Regions from separate parts of the Homo sapiens genome. Here region 2 is linked to region 1. Evidence: chromatin contacts called from ENCODE Hi-C or POLR2A ChIA-PET data. All regions are on one chromosome and are shown on one strand. Each heading gives the region's core, a stretch centred on a gene start or an enhancer-like site at or near the end of the contact. The rest is flanking DNA. Distances are from core to core; before and after follow the strand shown. Region 1 holds the start of SLBP (stem-loop histone mRNA binding protein). Region 2 holds the start of FAM193A (family with sequence similarity 193 member A).

What was found. Hi-C counts contacts between places; a loop is a spot of excess contacts on that map. ChIA-PET counts read pairs that join two places held with the same protein, here RNA polymerase II (POLR2A). Pooled maps may share reads with other maps.
Region 2: a map of naive thymus-derived CD4-positive, alpha-beta T cell shows a loop between it and region 1 (19-fold over the local background). The contact joins the promoter of FAM193A here to the promoter of SLBP in region 1. A Hi-C loop is called at or near these places in 3 of 168 maps with a recorded cell type or tissue (B cell and naive thymus-derived CD4-positive, alpha-beta T cell), 7 of 37 single-sample maps with no recorded cell type and 16 of 50 pooled maps. POLR2A ChIA-PET finds 5 or more read pairs at or near these places in 1 of 52 experiments (GM12878).

Annotation. Positions count from the first base shown.
Region 1 is chr4:1,710,722-1,714,478 of GRCh38, reverse strand. It overlaps SLBP (stem-loop histone mRNA binding protein), which reads left to right and starts at 2,160. Exons shown (of 8, transcript NM_006527.4): 1 at 2,160-2,349; 2 at 2,489-2,605. The coding sequence starts at 2,291. RefSeq lists an enhancer at 1,324-1,613 and silencers at 1,744-2,653, 2,664-2,783.
Region 2 is chr4:2,534,724-2,538,480 of GRCh38, reverse strand. FAM193A (family with sequence similarity 193 member A) reads right to left here and starts at 1,834. Exons shown (of 21, transcript NM_001366318.2): 1 at 1,311-1,834. The coding sequence starts at 1,565. RefSeq lists silencers at 831-880, 625-919, 921-1,080, 1,131-1,420, 1,501-1,600 and 3 more.

The sequences.
Region 1 (3,757 bases), core at 911-3,410:
CCTTGACCTCCCAGGTTCAAGGAATCCTCCCACTTCAGCTTCCGAGTAGCTGGGATCACAGGCACACACCACCATGGCCGGCTAATTTTTTTGATTTTTAGTAAAGATGAAGTCTTGCTATGTTGCCCAGGCTGGTCTCGAATTCCTGAGCTCAAGCGATCCTCCCACCTCAGCCTCCCAAAATGCTGGGATTACAGGTGTGAGCCACAGTGCCTAGCCTTTTTGTTTAAGTTTTTTGTAAAGATAGGGTCTCGCTGTTACCCAGGCTGGTCTTAAACTCTGGACCTGAAGCAATCCTTTTGGAGGCTTCAGCCTCCCAAAGTGTTGGGATCACAGGCATGAGCCATCATCTCGGCCACTGCACTGTTCCAATATTGCTTAGCTCAAGGCCAGTGCTTATTGAGCTACTAAGAGGAAAAGAAAAGCAGTGTGGCAGTAGGAATATAGTTTAAATGTAGGGTGTGTGACTTAACCCTTGCCTGGCATGACCTTAGGTCCTATTCATAATTTGGTATCTTATTGCCACTGGTGTCCCCTTGACCGCAAGGGGGTCCATTCAGTTGTTGGGGGCTTAGGATTTTAATTTTTTTTGAGACAGAGTTCTGCTCTTGTTGCCCAGGTTGGAGTACAGTGGTGCAATCTTAGCCCACTGCCTCCCGGGTTCAAACAATTCTCCTGCCTCAGCCACCCGAGTAGCTGGGATTACAAGCATGCGTCACCATGCCAGGCTAATTTTGTATTTTTAGTAGAGACAGGGTTTCTCCATGTTGGTCAGGCTAGTCTCGAACTCCCAACCTCAGATGATCCTCCCGCCTCGGCCTCCCAAAGTGTTGGAATTACAGGCATGAGCCACCGCGCCCTGCCAGGATTTTATTTTTAGTTTACAGTGTTGAGGGTTATGGGATGCCCAGGGCCTGGGGAGGAAGGGGACAGGATGTGTCCGTCCTAGTCTGAGGATGACTTTTTTGAGTTCAAAAGGGGGCGGTGGACGCACCAAGGCACAGTCCTGAGGGCAGCAGGTGCAAAAGTCCGGCCCTCCCAGAGGTGTAAGGCCTTAGAGGGATCCCAAGCATCCCTGGGGCTCAGCCTCCTGGACCTGACCCCACTGCCCACTCTTTTGGCTGGTTCCACTCTCCCCTGCATCCCTCACGTTGTCCCCAACAGGAAGCTGTGGGAACCTGTTCTCAGGTGTAGTGCACCCGTTGGGGTTCTAGTTGGCTGGATCCGCGGGGCCGTCAGCTGCAACTGTGACGGCGGGGAAGCGGGACGGGATGGTGCGGATCTACAGGACCTCGCCTCCAGGTGGAACCTACCTGCTGAGCCAGGGATTCTTCAGGATACAAACCCAGTCAACTCCAGGCAGAGGGTGGGAGCGTCATGCACCGGCGACACAGTGGAGGACGTCATGGACGGGCAGGGAGGCAGCGGCAACCGAAACTAGCGGCTCAGTCGGTGGCCGGTGTGCGGTCAACGGCCAGGGCAGTGGGACCGGAAAGACTCAGTGTAGTTGTCAACTGTTGCGACCTAAAAGGTTACTCCAAAACTTTAAGCGGCTCAAAACAATAGACGGCGCGTACGGGGCCTGCAGCGGCCACGGGACCGTGGGAAGCAGTCAGTACCCGCCACAGGCCGCGCCTTCCGGGTTCCGGGTTCCGGGTTCCCGCCAGGGAGGAGACACGCCCCCACCTGGGCAGGAACCAAGCAGAGCCGCGCTCCACCCAGGCCGGAACCAATGGGAGATGCGCCACGACCCAGGCCGAGAAACGTGCCGCTTACCCTTCCCCCACGACCTGCGCCGCGTCGCGCGCGGCCGAATCTCCCGCCAAAGCTGCCCCCGCCCGCCAAGGCGCGACCTATCAGCGTCGCAGAGGCCCGCGGCGGCCCGGCCGCCTCAATCCCGCGGGTGGGGGCAACCTTTTCCTCAGGCCTCTCCTCAGCCCACGGCGTCCATCTGGCTCCCGAGCCGAGGGCCGGGCAGTCGGGCTTCGCGGCTGCCCGCGGTCCCGAGGCCTCGCCCTAGCCCCAGTCGGCTCGCGAGGCGCGCACAGCTGAGTGGACCCCTGCGGCGTGGCCCGATGGTCTCGCCCGACCCGGCGCGCGCGGGAGGCCGAGGGGCGGGGCCCGGCGCCCACATAAAGGCGGTTGGGGGCGGGGCGCGCAGAGCTCGTGAGCGCCGGCGCGGGGACGCGGGTTTCTGCCTCAGGCCCTGCCCTGCTCTACTCTGCGCTCTCTGCCCGCGCCGCCGCCGCCTCAGCCTCGGCCCTGCGCTGCGCGCCCGGCCCGTGCTGCCATGGCCTGCCGCCCGCGAAGCCCGCCGAGGCATCAGAGCCGCTGCGACGGTGACGCCAGGTGAGGCCGGGCTGCGCGGCGGGCGAGGGAGCGCGTGCCCCGTGGGGCGGGGGTTGTGCGGGGCCGGGGTGTGGGAGGGCGGAGGTTGTAAGGCGGTCCCGAACCTCCCGTGCCCAGCCGACCGCGTCCCTCCCCGCAGCCCGCCGTCCCCCGCGCGATGGAGCCTGGGACGGAAGCGCAGAGCCGACGGCAGGCGCTGGAGGCCCGAAGACGCCGAGGAGGCAGAGCACCGCGGCGCCGAGCGCAGACCCGAGAGGTGGGCGCGGGACCCGGGGGTCGGGGCGCGGTGGGGCCCTTGACGAGGCCGCGGGCTCCAGGGACCTCGTCGCGCTCTCGCGGTGCCGGGATCGGTCAGGTCGGCACCCTGCGTCCTTTTATCTTGGTCTCCGCGCGGCCCGTGGACTGGGGCGGCCGCAGCAGGCCTGGGAGGCGCTGGAACACTCCGGAAGCCTCTTGCCAGGATGGGAGTCAGCTGAACCGGCGTCAGCCCGAGTTAGCCAGTTCGAGTCTGTGTTGTGCTCCCGGGAGAGGTCAGGGTCTCTGACGAGCTTCTCGTGAACACGTGGAAGTCAGGGACACCCGAGTCCCGAGGAGAAGTGAGTTGACAGGGCTTACCTGCTTGGCCATTTTCTGGGTTAGGCAGTGTGCAGGGAGGGTGGAGATGCGAGCGAAAGGAGGGCTTGATGGGGTGGGACGGCCGAGGAGGGTCTGGAGGAAATAAGCAGGGGTGCCAGTGGTCGTAGTGGCGGGGCTTTTCGGGGCTGTGGTTAGAGAAAACTTCTCGAGGGGCTTTGGGGTGGCTCGTCCCGCACTGGGGGCTTGTTGCTCCTGAGTTCCCTGAAAGGCGTGGTGACTTGGCCGAGATGGAGCAGTGAAGGTGGAGGGAAATGCGTGGTTCGGGATAGGCTTCTGAAGGCAGGACCTGTGAGACTTGCTGATGGGTTGGGGATGGGAGGCGTGAAAGGAAAAAAAAAAATCGGACCCAACTTCACTGTGCCAAAAGGAAAAAATTATGCTGAGCGCGGAATCATGCAAGAAACTACCTTTGCGTTACTTTTTTTTTTTTTTTTTTTTTTTTAAAGACAGGGTCTCACTCTGTCTCACAGGCTGGAGTGCGGTGACGCGATCTTGGCTCACTGCAGCCTCCCCCTCCCGGGTTCAAGTGATTCTCCTGCCTCAGCCTCCCCAGCAGCTAGGATTACAGGCGCATGCCACCGCGCCCGGCTAACTTTTTGTATTTGTAGTAGAGACAGGGTTTCACCATGTTGACCAGACTGGTGTCGAACTCCTGACCTCAAGTGATCCACCCACCTTGGCCACCCAAAGTGCTGGGATTACAGGTGTGAGCCACCGCGCCCGGCCACCTTTGTGTTTCTTTTTTTTTTTCTAAGCAGATACCTACAGATAC
Region 2 (3,757 bases), core at 585-3,084, 820 kb before region 1:
TGGCTCACACCTGTAATCCCAGCACTTTGGGACGCCAAGGTGGGCGGATCACCTGAGATCACGAGTTCGAGACCAGCCTGGCCAACATGGTGAAACCCTGTCTCTACAAAAATTAGCCGGGCATGGTGGCGCATGCCTGTAGTCCCAGCTACTCGAGAGGCTGAGGCAGGAGAATCGCTTGAACCCGGGAGGCGGAGGTTACAGTGAGCCAAGATCGCGCCATTATTGCACTCCAGCCTGGGCGACAGAGCGAGACTCCGTTCTCAAAAGAAAAAAAAAAAAAGAACAATTTGTGTCATGATTTAGCACAAAAATACTCCCAACGCTTCTTTCATTTTTTAATTGCAATATCTTTAAAACTACATAATTTAAGAGTTTAAATAACATTATAAGAACGCAACTTTTCAAAAAAAATCTATTCTCTTTCAGCAGACAATGGGATAACTGGAAATGACTGCGCCAATTGCATACCCACTTATAAATAGTGTACCCTCTGAAATGTTGTGACCAACGGTTGAATAAAAGTGGCAGGAATCCATAATTGGTAGGTGCAATGTGTGCTAGCTGTCTTCATAAACAAAACTGAAAAAAATCACCTTTCAAATTCCTTAAGTTCGAACCCTAAATACATACCTGAGTAACCAAACCACTAAATACCCCTGAAAACTTAACAAAGCGGGGGAGGAGGGGCCAGGGCTGCCAGCTCCAGGTGGCTGTCAGGTAGATTTCAAATAACCACATAGGAGGACCAAAGGAAAACTTCCGGGAGGCCCTTCTCAATCATCACGCGCACGGAATAACGAAGGTGGCCAGAGAAACATTTCAAAGCCCTGGGAGCGAAAGGGCAGCTTTGCTCACTCCCGGAATCGCAGTCGCTCTGGAACCGCCGCAGCGGGCGAGGCGCCACGACAGAAGCCCGGGCCTCGCGGGTATCACCCGCCGGGTCCAGCGGAAGGCGAAGCGCCGTGCGCGGAGCTGCACCCCGGAGACGTCCCCGCCCGTTGAGGGGCTGCTCCAGCCTGCGGACCAGCCCGTCGCCGTGAGCGGCGGCCCCGGTGTAGCCCTCCCGCCGCCTCTGCTCAGGTTCTCCTCTCAAGAGGCTGACAGAGGCCGCGTCACGCCGAGCACGGCCCACCTGCCGCCCTGCCCCGGGACCTCGGCAAGCGCAGCGCCGCAGGACCCGTTATCCGCCCGCCCGCAGCATCCCGCTCCCAGGCCCGGGGCCGACAGCGGGAGGCCGAGCTCCGCCAAGGCGCGAGGGAACGGCAACCGCGTACCGCCATCGACCCCTGCCCGCTGCCGCCGCTTACCTCGAAGTAGCCTCCGGGGGCGGCGCCGCCCGCGCTCGCGCCCGCGCCGAGAGGCCCGTTGGCCGCCGCCGCGCCGCCCACCAGGCCTGCCGCGCTGCCCGGGGCCGCCAGGCCCGCGGCCTGGGAACCGCGCAGCGCCGCCGCCGGGCCGGCCTTGCCGCTGCTCGCGCCGCCGTTACCCCCGCCCGAGCCGCCGCCGCCGCCCCGCTTGTTCTTCCGGCGCTTGGCCCCGCGCTTGGCGTCGGCTGGGCTCATGGCGGGCGGGGAGAGGGGCGCAGAGCGGGCGCGGGGGCCGCGGGCGGCGGCGGAGGGCGGGGAAGGCGGGGAGGCTGAGGCGGCCGCGGCGGCGGGCGCTCCGGCCAGCCGGGGGGCGCTGCGCGGGGTCGCGTCCGGGTCGGGGAGGGCTGGGGCGGGCGGGAGCTGCGGGGCAGGCCGCTGGGCGGGAGGAACCGCGAGTCCACAGTCCCGGCGCCGCGGCTGACCAGAGTTAGAGTCCAATATGGCGGACACAAGGGGAAAGGGATCCCAGTTTACGTCGGGGGAGGGGGAAGGAGCAGCGGGGAGGGGGAGGGGTGTGGGCCCCCACCCCCCACCCCCACCCCGCCTTACTCCGCCCCCCGGCTCTGCTTTTCCCTTTGCTTGCCCACCCCCTCCTGCCGTTAACGTGCCTCGGCGCGCAGGACACGCCGGGAACTGAAGTCCGTGCTGCCCGTGCAGCAGCTGGGGGTACCCGGGGGTGGACCACGATTCCCGTCAGGCCTTGCGAGGCCGAGGGCCCGGGCGCTGGGAGGAGCTGGGGCCAGGGAGCTGGATGCGGCGGTGATGTCACCGCCTCGCTCGTCGCCGCAGGTCCCGCCCGCGCCGCGCGGCCTTCTGGGCGTTGTGGTCGGGCGTAGGGCTAGGCCGGCAGGAGGCCGCGCCGCCGCCCGCGAGGCAAACTACACGGCTGGCGGCAGGGAGTTCCGCCTCTCTGACCGGTGTCCGCTGCCCGCCCGCCCCGCCCGCCTCGCCCGCGCCCCTGTCCGCCGCCCAGGTGCCGCAGACCGGCGCGGCTCCCGGGATGCACCAGGGGCGGCGCGGCGCGGCCCTGGCCTCGCCAGGAACGCCCGGTGACCTTGGGCTAGTCTAGTTCTGGTCCAGATGACTCAGTGAGGACCACAGAATCCCTGCCTCGTGGGCTGGGCGGGGGTTCGGGCAGCGCTGGAAAGCCGGGCGCGGTGCGGTGGGGTCCGCCTGGGTGCGGAGGCAGCGGCGGAGCCGGCGAATCTTGGACCGGGCCTGGGGCTGGGACACGCCGGTCGGTTCCCCGAGAACCCCTCGCCTAAAGGGTGCTCTTCCCGAGCCCGCCCTCTCCCTGCTATCCCGTTAAGCCCTCTCCAGTGGTCCCGGTGCCTTGCTAATCCACGGGGCCCTAGGACGATCCGGCCGTGTCCCACACCCTCGCACTCACGCACCTCGGGGACGACTAGCCGGGTCAGACCCTCGCAGACGTCCAGATCAGAAATAAGGGCTTGCGTCTGGACCCTCCTCCCTCCGCGGCCTTGCAGACATCTGCGAGCCCCAGGCAGAGCTCTGCCCTGAGACCCGGGCCACGGGGGGACCCTGCCGGCGGCTCCGCCCCCTGGAGGGCCCCGCTTACCACAGACACAGAGGCACAAAGGACATGATTTCCCCTTTTTGGTTCCACCGGTGGTGTCAGGCCGAGAGGCGGCGGGCTTGGCATTGGGATGTACGGCCTGCCAGGCTCCCCTTGCAGCGTTAACCGAGCTCTACTGTTCGTCCTGGGTCCCCGCAACCCGCCCCAGCTGCAGCCACAGCCTCCTGATCCTCTGACCCATTCTTCATGACACAAGCAGAAATCTCATGTGATCAGAAGAAAGCTACCCTTAAAGCCATTCAGATACCATCCTAGACGAAAAAAGGCCCCCCGCCCCATCAGGGTCTTGGATGATCCTGCCACTGAACATGGATTTTGAGAGAGCGGGTAGGAATGCGTTTCTGGCCTCTTTTTCAGTGTCATAGGCTGTCCCTGCCCCTTGCCTCAACCCCTGTCCTTTCCTTTGTCATAGCACATTGCACAGGATTGGGATTCATGATGTCACCAGTATCCCCAAAGACAAAAGGTTTTATTGGGCAGGAGAGAACCTGAGAATGCCTGCCTCACACACCTCTGACACCCAAGCTACTGCAAAGCAAGAGGCTGAGCACCCAGCACTCTACTATTTGCTGAATCAATGAATGACAATAATGACCATTAGGCCTGGGTGCCTTGGCTCATGCCTGTAATCCCAGCAGTTTGGGAGGCCGAGGTGGGCGGATCACCTGAGGCCGGGAGTTCAAGACAGCCTGGCCAGCAAAGCGAAACCCCGTCTCTACTACAAATACAAAAATTAGCTGGGCATGGTGGCACACACTTGTAATCCCAGCTACTCGGGAGGCTGAGGCAG